2 separate regions of the Homo sapiens genome follow, and region 1 is linked to region 2. The links are chromatin loops, found by intact Hi-C in ENCODE. Cell type or tissue: gastrocnemius medialis. All regions are shown on one strand. Links, peaks and the distances in the headings refer to the core of each region. The heading gives the core; the rest is flanking DNA. Region 1 overlaps CHURC1-FNTB (CHURC1-FNTB readthrough). Region 2 overlaps SPTB (spectrin beta, erythrocytic).

What was found. A loop is a pair of places that touch in the nucleus more often than their neighbours do. Peaks named below come from ENCODE experiments on the same cell type or tissue, not always from the same donor. Only the 100,000 strongest peaks of a DNase experiment are listed, where the experiment ranks them.
Region 1: it touches region 2 in a loop (9-fold over the local background); 3 of 110 quality-filtered maps call a loop at or near these places.

Annotation. Positions count from the first base shown.
Region 1 is chr14:65,028,112-65,036,440 of GRCh38, reverse strand. It overlaps CHURC1-FNTB (CHURC1-FNTB readthrough), which reads right to left. Exons shown (of 14, transcript NM_001202559.1): 9 at 3,745-3,831. It overlaps FNTB (farnesyltransferase, CAAX box, subunit beta), which reads right to left. Exons shown (of 12, transcript NM_002028.4): 7 at 3,745-3,831. It also overlaps a transcript of MAX not described here. Among named protein-coding and RNA genes, the nearest start is that of MIR4706, 12 kb to the left of the region's middle. In gastrocnemius medialis, for the core only: a CTCF peak has its summit at 4,302; DNase peaks (open chromatin) are centred at 3,960 and 4,720; H3K4me3 peaks cover 649 bases; H3K27ac peaks cover 4,691 bases.
Region 2 is chr14:64,820,058-64,828,386 of GRCh38, reverse strand. SPTB (spectrin beta, erythrocytic) reads left to right here. Exons shown (of 36, transcript NM_001355436.2): 2 at 5,242-5,440. The coding sequence starts at 5,293. Among named protein-coding and RNA genes, the nearest start is that of MIR7855, 39 kb to the right of the region's middle. In gastrocnemius medialis, for the core only: CTCF peaks have their summits at 1,271, 4,784 and 4,994 (motif pointing left); DNase peaks (open chromatin) are centred at 1,386, 2,676, 3,226, 4,946 and 4 weaker places; H3K4me3 peaks cover 1,524 bases; H3K27ac peaks cover 6,211 bases.

The sequences.
Region 1 (8,329 bases), core at 301-8,300, 210 kb before region 2:
ACATGGGAAAACCCCGTCTCTACTAAAAACACAAAAATTAGCCAGGTGTGGTGGCATACACCTGCAGTCCTGGCTACTTGGAAAGCTGAAGCAGGAGGATCACTTGAACCCAGGAGGTCAAGGCTGCAGTGAGCCAAGATCACGCCACTGCACTCCAGCCTGGGTGACGAAGTGAGACCCTCTTTCAAAAAATAAATAAATTAAATTAAATTAATTAAATTCAGTATCCCACCACTTGACATATAAGGAAACTATGACACAGAGCAGTGGAATAACTTGTCCAAGCACAAAGCTAATTAGAAATGGCAGGCTGGCCATCGTGGCTCACACCTGTAATTCCAACACTTTGTGGGGCTGAGGCAGGAAGATTGCTTGAAACCAGGAGTTCAAGACCAGCCTGGGCAACACAGTGAGACTCTGTCTTTACAAGACATTTTAAAAATTAGCTAGGTGTTGTGGTGCACACCTGTGGTCTCTGCTACTCAGGAGGCTGAGGTGGGAAGACTGCTTGAGCCCAGGAGGTCAAGGCTGCAGTGAGCCGTGATCATATCACTGCAATCCAGCCAGGGCAACAAGCAAGACCGTGTCTTCAAAGAAAAAAAAAAAAAGCTGGGCGCAGTGGCTCATGCCTGTAATCCTTGAACTTTGGTAGGTCAAGGTGGGTGGATAGCCTGAGCCCAGGAGTTCAAGCCCCACCTGGACAACACAGACAGATCCCATCTCTACAAATTTTTTTTTTAAACATTAGCTGGTTATGGTGGCACGCGCTTGTTGTCCCAGCTACTTAGGAGGTTGAGATGGGAGGATTGCTTGAGCCCAGGAGGTGGTGGCTGCAGCGAGCTGTGATCACACCACTACACTCCAGCTCGTGCAACAGAGCAAGACTCGGTCTCAAAAAAAGAAAGAGAGAATTGAAAGACAGAGGAAGAAAGAAGGAAGAGAAGAGGAAAGAAAGGGCAAAACTGGGATTCAAACCCAGGCTGTCTGAGTTCCGTATCTAGTCTGTGCCTAACCAGTCAACCCCCCTGCAAATGACAGCTGTACACTGAACAAAATACAAAAAAACAGCTTCCTGAGGGTTCAGCTGACTGAAAAAGGGCAGGCAGATTTTGGTGGAGTTTGAAACTTGGAACAGAGAACAGCATGCAGTTAGTCCCTCCCTTCCCCCACAACTTTTTCTCTCTGGTTTGCCCTCAGGATGGCAGCCATAGCCCAGGGCGGCAGCAGCAGGCCAGGGGTCAGGGGTCAGGGCGGGCAGCCAACACTCTAATGGGAAGCCAACCATCCTTCTGGCAGGAAGATGCAGGCTGCCAGAAACTGAGGACGAATCCAGAAACAGGAAAGTCAAAGAAGAAAAATCCCAAATTCTGCATTTAAACTCAGTTCAAGTTTCCACATACGTGCTGGGGAAACAAAGCAACTTCTAAGCAAGAACTGAGCTCTGAGCTGCTGCATGAGTGACAGTTTGTAGCTTGAGTCTGACCAAGTTGACTGCCTGCTAAACTGAAAACATCAACCCCTTTTGGGGCAAACCAACAGAATCCATACCGTTCTGTTGTATGACACCTCCACCATCATATCACAATGTCTAGGACACAACACAACATCACTCAGCACAGGAAGACTCATGGAGCTGACATGCCAACTCCAGGACACACAGATGTGGAAATTCCCAGACAAGCAATTTAAAGCAGACATTATAATTCCATACTTACCACAGCAAAATGAAGAAAAATGCACTCATAAAGAATAAAAAGATGGAAAATCTCAGCTGAGAAACACAAAATATAAAAGAGAACCAAACACAGGCAGTGCCTACTCTCCAGCTCTCAACTATAGCTGCCTTACCATTGAGCATGACAGTCCTCAATGAACTCTGGTTACTATTATCAGCCTTATTAACAATGACATTGGAAGCCAGAAGATAATGAAGCAATGCTTACAAAATTCAGAAAGACTACAGTTTATACCATTGCCAAGTTAGAAATCTCTAACCAAATAATTAAGTGTGAGATTAGAACACAGATACATGCAAGATATTAAAAATGTATCTCCCAGGTACCCTTTTTTGGGATCTGTTGGAGTACAATACTTCATGAAAATAAGAAAACCAAGAAAAAGGAGGACAGGGACTTCAACGAAGGAGAGAAATGAAGTGAATTTCATGCTGAAAGGAAGCTTCGGGATGCCTGCTGTGTAGCAAGCTGAGAGCAATCTGTCCAGACTGAAGCAGGAGGGCAGAGGGCTCCAGAAGGGGCAACTCAAAACGCACGTGTGCACAGAGACAGGTTACCTGAAGGGTTTGACTATGTTTAGAGTAATTTTTTATAGCTCTGACAGACAATTTGGGAAGGAATTCATAAGTACATTCATGATATATCCATTAACTCCAGGAAAATGAAACTCATACAAAAAAGTAAACATGATCTCAGCATATCATCTGGTATCACTGTAAATTATATTTATATGGTAATACATACTACTTTGATAAAAATAAAATTTTTTTAACTAAAACAGTATCTCAGCTTGGCTATCATTCCATCATAGTATATATGTGTCTACTATACCTTTTGCTTCTTTTTTTGAGATGGAGTCTCGCCCTGTCGCCCAGGCTGGAGTGCAGTGGCGTGATCTCGGCTCACTGCAAGCTCCGCCTCCTGGGTTCACTCCATTCTCCTGCCTCAGCTTCCCGAGTAGCTGGGACTACAGGCGCCCGCCACCATGCCCAGCTAATTTTTTGTATTTTTAGTAGAGACGGGGTGTCACCATGTTAGCCAGGATGGTCTCGATTTCCTGACCTCATGATCCGCTTGCCCTGGCCTCCCAAAGTGCTGGAATTACAGGCGTGAGCCACCGCACCTGGCCTGCTTTTTTTAAACTATGAAATATTTGGAGCATCCAGGAAAGTACAGCAAACAAAATATAGAACATACACGTATCTAAGACCTAGCTTAGAATTAGCCATATACACTTCAGGTCTTTGTTGTTGTTAACTATTACAGCTGAAGTCTCCTATGCAGACTTATCTCATTTCCTTTGCTCTCCCCTCAGCGGGAATCACTATGCTAAATTTGGTGTTTATCTTTCGTATACATGTTTTTATATTATTACCACATGATTCTTCTCAGAAACAATACAGAATTCTCTTGCATGTTTCAAATTTTAAGTAAATGTGCTAATCTGTATGGTTTTTTTGTATTTTTTTCTTTTCATTCTTTCAACTCAACATAGAGATTTTTCCATATTGATACATGTAACTCTAGTTCATTCATTTTCACTGCTACATTATATTCCGATGCAACTATACCACACTTACCCATCTCGTGCTTATGAGCACTGAATCTGCTTTCAGCTTTTGGCTCTTATAAACAAGTCCTGTGCTCCTCTCTCCCATTCGTGTGTGCAAGGGTTTCTGTGGGAGTGGAATTACTGGGTCCTACGCAAGGGCACCTTTGACATACTGTCAAATTGCTCTAAAAACTGGTTAAATCAATTCAGGCTCTCACTAATATTGTTTACCAAAGTTTTTTATCTTTGCCAATCTAAAATATAATATAACATTAAAGAAAGTTTGGAAAAAAGAAGACATTTTAAGTATTTAAAAAAATCATTAGATAACCCTAATGGATCTCCTGTGATTTTTGTATTTCCTTCCAAGTCCCTCTGCATTTTCTTTATTTTTCTGAAGTAGTGTCGTGACCGCCTGCTCTCCAAGAGGCCAGGAGAAACCCTGGCTTCTCTCACCTTGCTATCCATTCAGCAGTGCCCTCAAAGAGGTCTGGAGTGATGATGTTGGTCAGCGAGGCTACGGAGGCAGCACAGTATGCGCTTCTGGAAAGACAGAAACGGGAAACACATTAAGCTCTACGGAAGAGCTAATGAGGCTCAGTGAACTCCGCGGGCGGACTGCTCGCCTTGCCTAGTAAGCTGTAATCACCTCCTGTCCTCACTCTTGGCACACGGTCAGTCCTCCTGGGTCTCCAACTGAGAGGTGTGACATTCTATTTGGATAGAGTTGCTCACGGCATGGCTTCAGTGAAAGAACATGACATTCTATTCTCCCTACCTCCACATGGTCCAATCTACATCAGAGGAAATAACAGCCATATCAATTCATGTCAAAAGTGGATTCAGCTCTTCTTTCAAAGACCTATAATGGTTGCCATAAATCTATGGTATCATTCAGGTACTTCTGATATGCTCATTCATTTGGATGTTAGTACTGTTTCAGAGCCAGGATTTCTGTTTACAGCCTTGACACATTAAAGATTAACTATACTTTTTCTGCAACAGATAAACTGCAAAACAGGCCACCAAATTGTAATAGATCAAACAAGGATAGGAACAGGTGAGTCCACTCCAATACAGTCCTTAAACCTCTAGAGGGAGAAAAGAGCCTTGATTTCAAACCTCTCACCAGTACACACACACACACACACACACACACACACACACACACACGTTAAATGAAAAAGGCGCACGTCTATATTTTTTGTTTTGCTTTTGTTTTGGTTTTTATTGAGACAGGGTCTCACTCTGTCGCCCAGGCTAGAGTGCAGTGGTATGATCTCAGCTCACTGCAACCTCCGCCTCCTGGGTTCAAGCAATTCTCCTGTATCAGCCTCCCAAGTAGCTGGGATTACAGGCGCATGCCACCATGCCTGGCTTATTTTTCTATTTTTAGTGGAGATGGGGTTTCGCCATGTTGGCTAGGCTGGTTTCAAACTCCTGACCTCAAGCAATCCACCTGCCTTGGCCTCCCAAAGTGCTGGGATTACAGGCATAAGCCACCGCGCCCGGGCTATTTTTTAAAAAAGCATTATTAGGCTGGGCACAGTTGCTCATGCCTGTAATCCCAGCACTTTGGGAGGCTGAGGCAGGTGGATCACGAGGCCAGGAGTTCAAGACCAACCTGACCAATATTGCGAAACCCCGTCTCCACTAAAAACACAAAAATTAGCTGGGCATGGTGGCGTGTGCCCGTAGTCCCAACTACTTGGGAGGCTGAGGCAGGAGAACCACTTGAACCCGGGAGGCGGGGGTTGCAGTGAGCCAAGATCATGCCACTGCATTCCAGCTTGGGCAACAGAGTGAGACTCTGTCTCAAAAAAAAAAACAAACACAAAAAATTATTATACTTGATTTAGGATCATTCTTGCTGTTCCATCCTCCCAGCCCTAATTCTTCTCGGGGCACATTTTATTTCAGCTTCTCCCTCTGTCATGGTATACACACACAGACTGCCTTTCCTTCCCCTCTATGGTTTTTTCAAATACCCGGCACAGGGAAGACAAAAATCATTGGTTTGAATTCTGCTCAAAAATCCTTCTCCTGGCCAGGCATGGTAGCTCATGCCTGTAATCCCAGCACTTTGGGAGGCTAAGGCAGGTGGATTATTTGAGGTCAGGAGTTCGAGACTAGCCTGGCCAACATGGTGAGACCTCGTCTCTACTAAAAATACAAAAATTAGCTGGGCATGGTGGCACACGCCTGTAATCCCAGCTACTTGGGAGACCGAGGCAGGAGAATCGTTTGAACCCCAGAGACAGAGGTTGCAGTGAGCCAAGATCCCACCACTGCGCTCCTGCCTGGGCAACAGAAAGAAACTCCATCTCAAAACAAAACAAACAAAAAGTATATTCCTAAGGGCTCCTAAGAAACATAAAAGAAGGGCCTAGTTTCCATCTTCTTTTTTTTTTTTAAGATAGGATCTCACTTTGTTGCCCAGGCTGCAGTGCAGTGGCGCTATCATGGCTCACTGCAACCTCAAACTCCTGGGCTCAAACTGATCTTGCCTCAGCCTCCTAAGCAGCTGAGGCTACAGATGCATGCCACCACACCTGGCTAATTTTTTAAAAATTTTTTGTAGAGACAGGGTCTTGCTGTGTTACCCAGGTTGGTCTTGAACTCCTGGCCTCAAGTGATTCTCTCATCTCAGTCTCTCAAAGTGTTGAGATTACAGACATGAGCCACTGCCGCTCGGCCCTGGTTTCCATCTTACTCAGTATAGATATAACATGAAGTCAGACTTACTGAGGTATTCCAAAGAAGTCTCTGCAGAAGCTGCATGCATTATGATCCTACCAGCATTTTTAGCAGCCAAAGGCACAGTGGAAGTTTAGTTCCACCAGCAGGCATTGGGAGCACACAAGAGTCACAAGTGCCAATGCCAAATGTGATCATCTACCAGCAGCTAATTTTGAAGATCTGTCTAATTTCCTTGCAATTGTAGGCCTCTTAAAGAGGCTCAGATGCATTTGCTCTTGAATCCTATTGTGACTTGTGAGGTAGGAGGCGACCTATAATACAGTTTGCCTCTCACAAGTGTGAGGACTAAGAAGTGATGACAGAAGACAGGAGTCCCAGGTCTCACGCTGAGATGGGGAGGAAACGTAATACAACCTTTTCATGTATTTCTCCCCCTTTCCCTCCACCCAGTCATCGCAGCTCTCAAATTTGAATTTGTCCACTAACTTTCCATCCTTGCTGCCATCACCCAAATCCAAGCCTTCTTCAACCTGGATCAGTCTTCCTGCTCTCTCTCCCTCCAGCCCTGAAACCAGAGGGCTTTTATTGGAACACTACAGTCCATCACTGCAATTGGGAAACTTCTAAGAAAATACAAATCAGATCACATCACTAAACTCCAGACTCCATAGGAGATTTCAGGGCCTCTGTAGCCTGTTCCCAGCCTGTCCCTCCAGCTCCACTGCTCCCCTGCCCACCAGGCCATCTACACTTCAACACTGAACTTGTCCTTTCTTGAGCAACACATGCTTTCTCACCAAACTTCTGCAAATGCTAGATCCCTGCCTCCACCTTATCCTCACAGAATGATCTAGATTATATAACCTAGAAAGGAGGTCTCCTTTCTTAAGAACTGAGAAAAAATAGTGCTTGCTATGAGTTCACTGTGATTTGATTTTTTACAATACACTGGAACTACAGACCCTTGAGTAGGCTCATCTCTGAAACTATCAGCAGTGTAACAGAGCAGAAAGATCATCCAGAGACTGCTGTCTATCCCAGAAGGGCAGCGAGCTAGTCTCCAGATGTCAAACTCTCCCATCACTGCTGCTTTTCTCCAAGTCAAATCCACCCAAACAAGCACTCCTGAGGACTGGCTGATGCTTCCAGGCAAAGGACAATGAAAGAAATGCCAAGTGAAAAATGATGGAATCGGGGTACTAGAAACCAGGCAAAGCAAGGAAAATGGATGCAATCTGCTAGCTTTTCTCTATCATTCATATCTTTAATCCTTTATGTAAATAGAAAGCACGGGCACGAATGGCAGAGCATCACCCAAAGAGCAAAGGTCAGGGAAGAATATGGCTACAGTGCTTGGCAGGGGAACCAAGCTGCCTTACTGGAGAAGTTTCCTAGCATTTATCTAGAACATATAAATAAAGAGCATAGGGAAAAAAAAAGTGCTGGAATGAATAAGATAGCAAATAATCACAGCTGCAAAAGGTATATGATAAAATACCAAAAGGATCTTGCTATGATTTGTTTGCTTTTGCCTAATAATCTTAGTAGGTTTTTAAAAGCTGCGTTTCAAGACTGTGCATATTTTGGGGGAATAGCAACAGAACAGGAACGAAAATGTAGTGAACACGAGGGAAAAAAACTCTTTTAACATTTTCCTTAAGAAGAATCAACACATACTGATTTACCTCAGTCGTTCTACTGGTTTCACTGGTATACACAGATCCTAATCTAATTTTTTTGGTTGGATTAGACAAGTTAGAGATAGAAGAACATCTTGAACTAAAGGCCTTTGCAGCCTGATTACCTATTATCTGTAATGTATTTTATGCTCCACAATGTTCGTGGTTTTTTCCTCCCCTATACTTTCAAACCAATGGTTAAACCAGATGCTTAAGCCAGACTATTAATCAACTTGTGTAGAAGCAAACCCATTTACACATAGGCAGTAAGACAGCTTTGCTATAGAAACCTCACAAAATGTATTTCTCAACTAAATAATAAGAAAATGGCATAAAATCTCAATAAGCCACTGTCTTAGAGAAATGGCTTATTCAATGAATTCCCTGTATGCCTCATAAGTAATCTGCCAGGTGAGGAAGCAACTTGCTTGGTACATCAGACACTTATGGAAGAAAATAATAATTTCGAGCTAACTGGCACCAATCAGTTAATGCGATTTTATTGCACTGCACTCTCCCGGCCCACAAGGCTCTCTGCACCTCCCAGAAAAACTCTCATGTGCCTCAGGAGGACCTCAGGGATTAGACATTCTCATGATTTCATCAAATTCACTCAGAAGGTATTTACTGAGGCCCTGCTGGACTTTCCCCTCCCTTCCTAT
Region 2 (8,329 bases), core at 126-8,125:
CTACATCAGAGCTGAGTAGCACCTGTTCCCCAACCAAATCCTGTAAGAACTATTGGAGCTATGATCCCATCCACCCCCACCCCTATTCCAGCAGCTGCAGCATAACTGGAGCCAGTTCTTGGTAGGAGATTTTTCCATGATGAGAGTGGACAAGTTGCGGCATGTAAAGCCCCTGCCGGGTGACAGAAACTGGAGTAGAAGTGTCTGGTAAAGGCCTCACCAAACAGCAGTCGACCAGAATGACCAGGATATTGCAGATGCATGGAGATCCCTAAGTAGCAACCATGGGTAGTAATCTTGGGACTTTAAGCACCCCAAACCATAGTCCATCAGTGATGCACTAATAGCCAGACTTGGTTGGGATGGGAGCTGTAGTGTGAAAAAGCAGAATGTGCTCTGGGGAGGGGAAGTGGCTTGTCCAGGAACTGCTGGTGGTGTCCATCGACTGGAAAGGTCACCCATAGGTGGCATGCTTATCTGGGCCACATCGTTACCCCATGGTACTGAAACTCCCTGGTTCTGCTGTCCTGGTAGCCCCATGCTCAGTCTTAGCCATATTGAGACTGAGCTGTAATTTCTAGGTGGAAATGTCTGGTAGGCAGATGGAGGTGCCAGACTAGAGCTTGAGAGTAGGGAGGAGGTTAGGGCTGCAGATAGATTTAGAGTAAGTATTCTGCACTGCACGTCTTATTGCTTCTCATTCTAGTGAGTGTGTGCACATGTGTTTTTGTGTATTTGACTATTCTTTAAGGTACCTGTGAATGTGCAATGCGATTATGATCAGAGGGAGAGGAAGGATGTTCCTTTTTTGGTGATGGATTGACAGAAAAATTACCAGAGAAACTTCAGGATTTAATCTCCTGACCGGGTTGCCACAATACCAAATTGTTAAAAGCAGGTTTGAGGTAGCATAAAGGGGCAGGACAAACTAGAAAACAGGTGAGGGGGTCAAACCTTACAGCTAGAGAGAAGATAACAATACAGTGGAAGGAGCAATACTGTTTAAGAAAGACAGTGTCCTTGCTATTTCAACAGCCTGCTCCTCAGCCCTGCGTTGCCCTGTATTCCCCCGGTTTCCCACTTCGGAAGTAGATCTTTGTGCTTTGTTGCTTCTCACTTTTGTATGACCCAGGGAAGAGGAGAGGATGCTGTTTACTTTGTTGGGGGACTAGAGGATGGAGAAAAGAGAACAGCTGCCTCTTCTGCTCGGGGCTTCGGCGAGGGCTGACATGGGTCCTAGCTTGGGCTCCGTCAGCACCCTGCAGGCTGGGAGAGGAGCTGCTACCACTGCTTTCTCAGTTCTTAACCAACCCAGGGAGTAACTGGACATAGCACATGAGGTTGAGGCTCTGAGCCTAGCATCGGACCTCAAAGGCGGATGTGAAGGTTGGAGCTGTGGGTTGCATCAGTGGTATTGTGAAATGCATTAATAAGTACATGTTCCTTCTGTGAGCTGAGTCCTCTGTGTGATCCCATGAGGTTTTCAGTGCTGAGCTGTGGGCAAGCCTTCTCAGGTCCCATCCTACTCAAAATATAGCCTGGGGTCGGTGGTGGCAGAAGGCAGGTAAGGATGACTCTGGACTGTGCATTTAGAGCTGCTAGACGGGCAGGTGGATGGATGGATGGGGCAGGTGGACCTCTCTGGGCACAGAGTCACGGAGACCAGAGAAGACCCACCTACACTTTGACGAGGGTCAGGTGGGTTCAGAGAAGGAATTTTGGGGGACTTGTGGGTAAGCCAGGGAATGAATGGACAAGGAAGTACTTATGCCTTTTTTCCTGGGTTTACTGATGGGCCTGAAGTGCAATTTAAGATCTAATTTTAGCCATGTATTTGCGGTCCTCCGTGACTCATGGAAGGCCACTCTAGATGTGCAGATGACTTATATCTTTGAAAATGAGACCAGATCATCTCATCTCTAAGTTCCTCCCAGGTAGCAACTTAAATGTCATTTCCATGACTCCCCATTCAATTAGGTGTCCCCACCATGAGCCCCAACATATGCTGTTTTTTTCAGTCATGGTCATCTCTTTATAGCCAGGCCTTTGAAGGGCCGTTGTAACAGTATGGAAAGAGACATGGTGACGCCGAGAATGGGTTAAATCTGGTTTTGGACAGGCATATCTTCGTGTTTGCTTTTTGTTAACTATCTGTAGCTTTCCTGTTCTCTTATTTATTTCCTTCCTGCCTCTTACACCTGATTCTCCGAGAGCTTCCCTTCCTGCATGCACTGGCCCATCCCATGACCCCCTTGACTCTGATGGAATGCCATCTGGGCAGGGCCTGGGGTGGGCATGGCAGGGGAAGAGGGCACAAGGAAAGGGGCCTCACTTTCATTTCTGAATCATCTTTCCTTGGTGTTTGTTTTCAGGGACCTGACTCTTTCCAAAACAAAAACAAAAACAAAAACCCTCCAGCTGTATATTTAGACACACATATACATCTCTTCCCATTCCTGGCAGAGCTGCTGCCCGGCTGCTGCCTTCTCTGAGCCATGGCCACAGGAGGGATGGCATTTTTAAGCAGGATGAATTGCTGTCGAGCCGCTGCTCTTCTGCACCCGGGGCCATCAATCTTGTCTTGAACGCTGGGCCTGCTGGTCGGCCTGCTCAGGCTCATCTTTCTGGGGCAGACTTATTTACGGAGCCATGGCAAAGGTAATCTCACTCTCCAGCCCCACGGCCCAGGCCTCTCTCAGCCACTCTTAAAAATAGCCCAGGACGAATCAGGAGAGCCAGGGTCCGGTTACTTCCTGCACTCAGGGTCTGATCTCACCTCACCTCCTGCGTCTGGCAGCTCAGCCCTTCTCAGGGGCTGCTGGACAGGCTTGTGGCCCTGCAGGAGGTGGTCAGCCTGTCAGTCCCTCTCTGGCTCAGAGACCAAGTCAGTGGTAGTTTCCCTTAAGGGAAATAGAGAAAGGTGTGGGGCCGGGGGTGGGGGGTATCTTTCCCGGCTATCGTTGCCCAGCCAGTTGGGTGCGAAATCTCAGTCCTGGAAGCAGCAAGTCCATCTGCAGAAGAGGACAGGCTGTTCAAAGGCACAAGGGTGGTCTTGGGCACAGGTCTGGCATCATGGGGCATCCTGTGTTCGGGATGATGACTGGTTTTCCCACCTTGCACCTTCCCTTCTCTTGAGTGGCAAACACTTTTGCTAAGCCCTGGCTGGGAAATGCCCTCTGTCCCCATGCACCATGTCCTTTCCCCACCTGCCCTCCTGAAACCCTTCTGATTGAGGGGAACAAACTGTGCTCCAGTCCTTTCCCCAGCTGCCCTCCTGAAACCTGTCCGATCAAGGGGGATAAACTGTGCTCCAGTCCTTTCCCCACCTGCCCTCCTGAAACCCGTCTGGTCAAGGGGGATAAACTGCGCTCCAGTTTGGCCTTTGGTCCCAGCCGCAGTCATTCCACCGGATGACCCTGGGGAGGCCTCCTCCTGCAGCAGGCCTTGGTTTTTCTCCCAAGGCAATTAGGGTGGGTAATCCTGGCTCCTATCTTACCTCACAAGGATGTGGTGGGATGGATTCATCAGGTTGGGGAAAATGCAGTCTGAAGTGAGTCTGTATCTGAAAAATAAGGCTGTAGCCCTGCTGCCATCTCACACTTGGGCTGGTGAATGTGCTTCAGTGCCTCCGTGATCATGTGCCTGGTGGATGTGCATGTGTGTGCTGGTGTGTGTCAGTGTGTCAGATATGAGCCTGTGTGTGTGCCGTGGGTGCACACACCCACAGAGGGAGTGGTCTCCCTCACAGCTCACTGGCTGTCAACCCCCATCACAGGTCTGCCTCACAGCCTCCCTGCCTCCCGCTTTGCTCTCTTGGTTGTGAAGGCTCTGGGTCCCCTATTCTCTTACAGACTTGATCTTGGAGTCCCTTAAGATCCCTAGAAAGAGGACCAAATGTCAGGTACAGATGAAGAAAGCTAATAGTTTTCCTAGGGTCCAGGGCATTGAAGACCAAGCCTGGCTCCCCTGGCCCCCTCCTCACTTTTCTCCCCTGACTCCACCCCTGCCTTCCCGTTACTTCTTAAAGTTCTCAAAGCTTTCTGTGTTCTTTCTTACCTTCAGGACTTTACACCTACTCTTTATTCCCTTTGCTTGGACTCTTGTCCTTTCCCACCTGTCCCTTCATGGGTACCTCCAAGCTTCCTTTAGGAATAAGCTTCAACTTCCCCTCCCTGATACCAGTCCCCGCCGAGTCCCCACCTAAGCCAGCCATGACACACATCACACCTTCTTGTAGTTGCTTGTTTAATTGTGTGTCTCTGCCACCAGATTCCAAGCTCTGTGAGGACATGACTTTCCTGTCTTACTTGCCCCTGCCTAGTACAGTGCCTGCCACCTAGTTGGAGCTTGGTACATATTTGAATTAACTGTAAATGAATGAATGAGTGAGTAGGAATGACTGATGACGGGTGAGGGAGGACCCAGTGCTCCTGATGCGCTGGTTCATCACATGGACTCACAATGCACGGTTCCATTGTCCATGGGATGCCCCGACTGCCACGTGCTTGATGGGACAGCAGGCTCCTTTGGGTTGCTCAGTCTGTCCTGGAATTCAACAGGAGACCTCATCTGAGCACCTGGTCATGCTCCAAAGAAGCCCTAAAATGCGAGGTCAGCTTTCTGAATACCAACTGCTGGGAAGGAACTCAGAGGGCTCTCAGAAAGCCTCCGGGAGGAGTGAAGTCCCCCCAGTGCAGCTGCCCCGGGCTGGTGGCGTCAGTGGCGGCTTAACTCTCTCATCCATCTCTCCCCATGGTTCCCATATGGGTCAGACTCAGCCTGTTTCCAGCCTCTCCCTTCCCCTGGCCTGTCCCCATCTCCCCCACCAGGTTAGGTCCTGGCCTAGTCCTCAGGGTGAGGGTTGCTTTCCCCAGCTTGTGCCCTGCTGCCTCTGGCTCCCAGGAGAGCTTCCTCTCTCCCGGGGTGCTCCCCGCGGCGGGGCGGCTGGTCTGGAGGAAGCAGCTGGCTGCGACTGACGTCTCCACCTGCTGGCCGTCCTGACCCTTGCTACGTGCAGCTCTCCATCCCTGCCACTGCTGCCGGTACTGTTGCTGCTGCTGCTGCTGCAATATTTTATAACAAACGACCCAGAGACCCTGGTAGGAAGCACGCCCAGGCAGATGACATGGCGTTCTGCTTCTGTCAGGATCTACTCACGTTGGATGCTCCGAATAAGTTTCCCCGGAGAAAAAGTCCGAGGGGGTAGAGAGATAACCCTCTGACTGTGTTGCTGTCCCCCAGGGATCCTTCCATGAAGACTGAGGCAGGCGGAGCTGCTAAGAGCCTGCTGACATGACATCGGCCACAGAGTTTGAAAATGTGGGCAACCAGCCACCTTACAGCAGGATCAATGCCCGCTGGGACGCCCCAGACGACGAGCTGGATAATGACAACAGCTCAGCCAGGCTCTTTGAGAGGTCCCGGATAAAGGCCTTGGCAGGTACTGTTTGGGGCCACAAGGGTTGGAGGGCATTCTCACAGTCACAAGGTTCACAGCCCTCCCCACCTAGTGTGAATCCTCTGTGTGTGTTGGGTGAGCCCTGGCATGGCAGTGATGGAGACGTGTTTGTCGGGCTCAGGGAGGTGGGGGTCCCCTTGGGAGGGAGCTCAGGCAGCCTCTGCCCCCAAGGCCTCTGAGAAGCAAGGAGGTGCTGGAGCTGGGACCAGGTGGGGCCTGCCCTCTGCCTCTGTCCTGAGTGACCTGCGGCCAAGTGAGAAGTACGAGAGTCTGGGCAAAGCAGTGTCTGAGGGCTGGACAGCCGGGCGCAGGTTCACAGGGCCTCCTGGTTAACCCCGATTTCCTGCCTGGGCCTAGAGAGAGGAATTACCATAGTCCTCTCTGTAGTCCCAAAAGGAGTGATTGGATAGGAAATCGAGAACAGATAACATCCTCCCCACTGCCTCAGGAAGGATTTTCTTGATGAAACCTTTCATCCTTAAACTGGAATTAGATTTTTGCTTAGCAGGTTCATAATAGATCTCTCTGTGTGTGTGTGTGTGTGTGTGTGTGTGAGAGAGAGAGAGAGAGAGAGAGAAGGTGGGGGTGGAGAATATCTTAAATCTCTAGTAGAAATGACTTCTCCTCCCCCTGTTGGCTGATATCTGATTCTTGGGATTTTTTTTTTTTCCCCAACTCCTGTGACTATTGCCTCCCTGAACTTGACCCAGGGTAAGTATATTCCGACCTTAAGTCTTCGGCCAATAAGAAAGTTTGAGTTACATGGGGTTGTGTGTGTATGTGTGGAAGGTGGGTTCCTTCACCTGATCCACCAGTCAGCAGCCCACACTGGACCTGTTTCCCTATCATTGACTGTTGCCGTCTTCCACCTCCTAAGAAGAGTACAACCTTCCCCATAAACACTTTCTGGAGTGATTCTCCCGCTGCCCCCATACCTTATGGCCCAAATTGAAGGTTGTAGTAATCCTCTTCCCCACTCCCTCCCTGTACTCAGCTCCCAGATACCACAGTCCCTGGCAGACCTTGAAGCCTGAGCAGGGCCCTGGACCCCTCTGGGACCATAATGACCTCACATCTTGGGAGTGTCTGGGCTTCTCATGCCGGGAAAGGAATGCTGCGGTGTCTCATCTCCCTTGTCATGACAAGGAATCCACTTGGGTCTCAGTCATTACCCCTGGTGTCCTTGCTCTTTACAGGAAACTCTCTTTCTTCTTTCTTTATCTCCTTCTCACCCTCCTTGACCCCACAAAATTCTCCCTTGGTTTCCCTTGGGGACGGACCATAACGGTGACCCATTGCTTTTGTGTATGTTAATTTAAGCCAACCAAACTTGGAACCATTGGCTTTGTCGTCAGTCTGGTTTTACCTTCTTATATCTCTGTGCTGGCTGGATCTAGCTGCAATGACCCTGGCGATCCAGGTGGAGGGAGAGGGGTACCATATTCCGTAAGATTTGCCAAAGCAAGGTAAGAGTGGGGACTGGCCTTTGTGCAGAGATTCTTTTATCTTTTTTAAGAAACCAAGGTAAATTCTATTTTAACAGTTGCTTGTTGTACTCCTACTATGTTTAAAGCTAAACCCCTGGCCAACCATGAAAGGGGAGAGGGGAACCACAGAGATGAATTCAGTATAGTGTCTGTCTCTCAGGAGTTCAAAATCTATTAGGGAAAAATGAACTATGTTCACAATTAATTAGCATGAGTGGAATTAGAGAAGAACTGTAGGATGGGCACATAAATTAAACAGCAATGAGAGAGCCAAGGAAGAGATGCAAGGAAAATCGGGGAACAGTTCATGGAGGAGGCAGCCTTTGAGCTGGGAATTGAAGGGTGTGTGTGATTCTGGCAGGCAGAAGGGCCCCGGGTTTCTCCAGTTGGCCTGTGTGTGTTGTCACCACGTCTGATGAGCTGCTTGGGAAGTTGGTGGAGACAGGTTAATGAGCCGAGCACAAAGCCGGGCGTGGTAGCTCATGCCTATAATCCCAGCACTTTGGGATCCTGAGGTAAGTGTATGGCTTGAGACCAGGAGTTCAAGACCAGCCTGGCCAAGAGGGCGAAACTCCATCTCTACTAAAATCCAAAAAAAAAAGAAATAGCTGGGCGTGGTGGTGCATGCCTGTAATCCCAGCTACTCAAGAAGCTGAGGCACGAGAATTGCTTGAACCCGGGAGGCGGAGGTTGCAGTGACCCAAGATCACGCCACTGCACTCCAACCTGGGTGACAGAGCAAGACTCTGTGTTTAGTGGTCAGTCCTAGGTTGATCAGGAAAGAGCCTTTGCTGACCTTGGCTGTGCCTAGTTGAGCCTCCTCCTCACCAGGAGCATGCATCTGACTTACCAGAGAATCTGAATGCCCCCCAGGGAGAGGAAAAGCCACAGAGCATAGAATTGTATGCCTGGGCCTTAACTATTCAGAACATCTGGCCAACAAGTAAATATGCAAGTTTGAGGTCCTTTCAAGATTTTCAAGAACAAACAACCTAAGTGGTTTACTGGCTTCCTTCTCCTGAGAGTCCACTCTAAGTGACCTGGGCTTGAGCTAAAGCTTTGGAAAGGTCTAAATAGGGTGGCCAGATGTGCCCATTCTGCTGGGTAGGCAGAATGGAGAAAGGGAGCATGTCAGCCTTCCTAGTCTCAACGTCTTGACTTTTTTTCCCTTCAGTACTGTTGTTGGGGCCACCTTAGCAGCCTAGGCAGGGGTGTCTTTCAAAAGAAACATTAGGGAGAAGGAGCTCTCAGCCACTCTCCCACTCACAGGAATATTAAGGCAAGGAGGGGATTCAGCCCTGAGTTGCTTATAAGATAGCAGTGATCTACTTCATAGGTATATGTGGCAAGGTTGGGGAGACTGGCCTGGCGTCTTCTTCTGAAA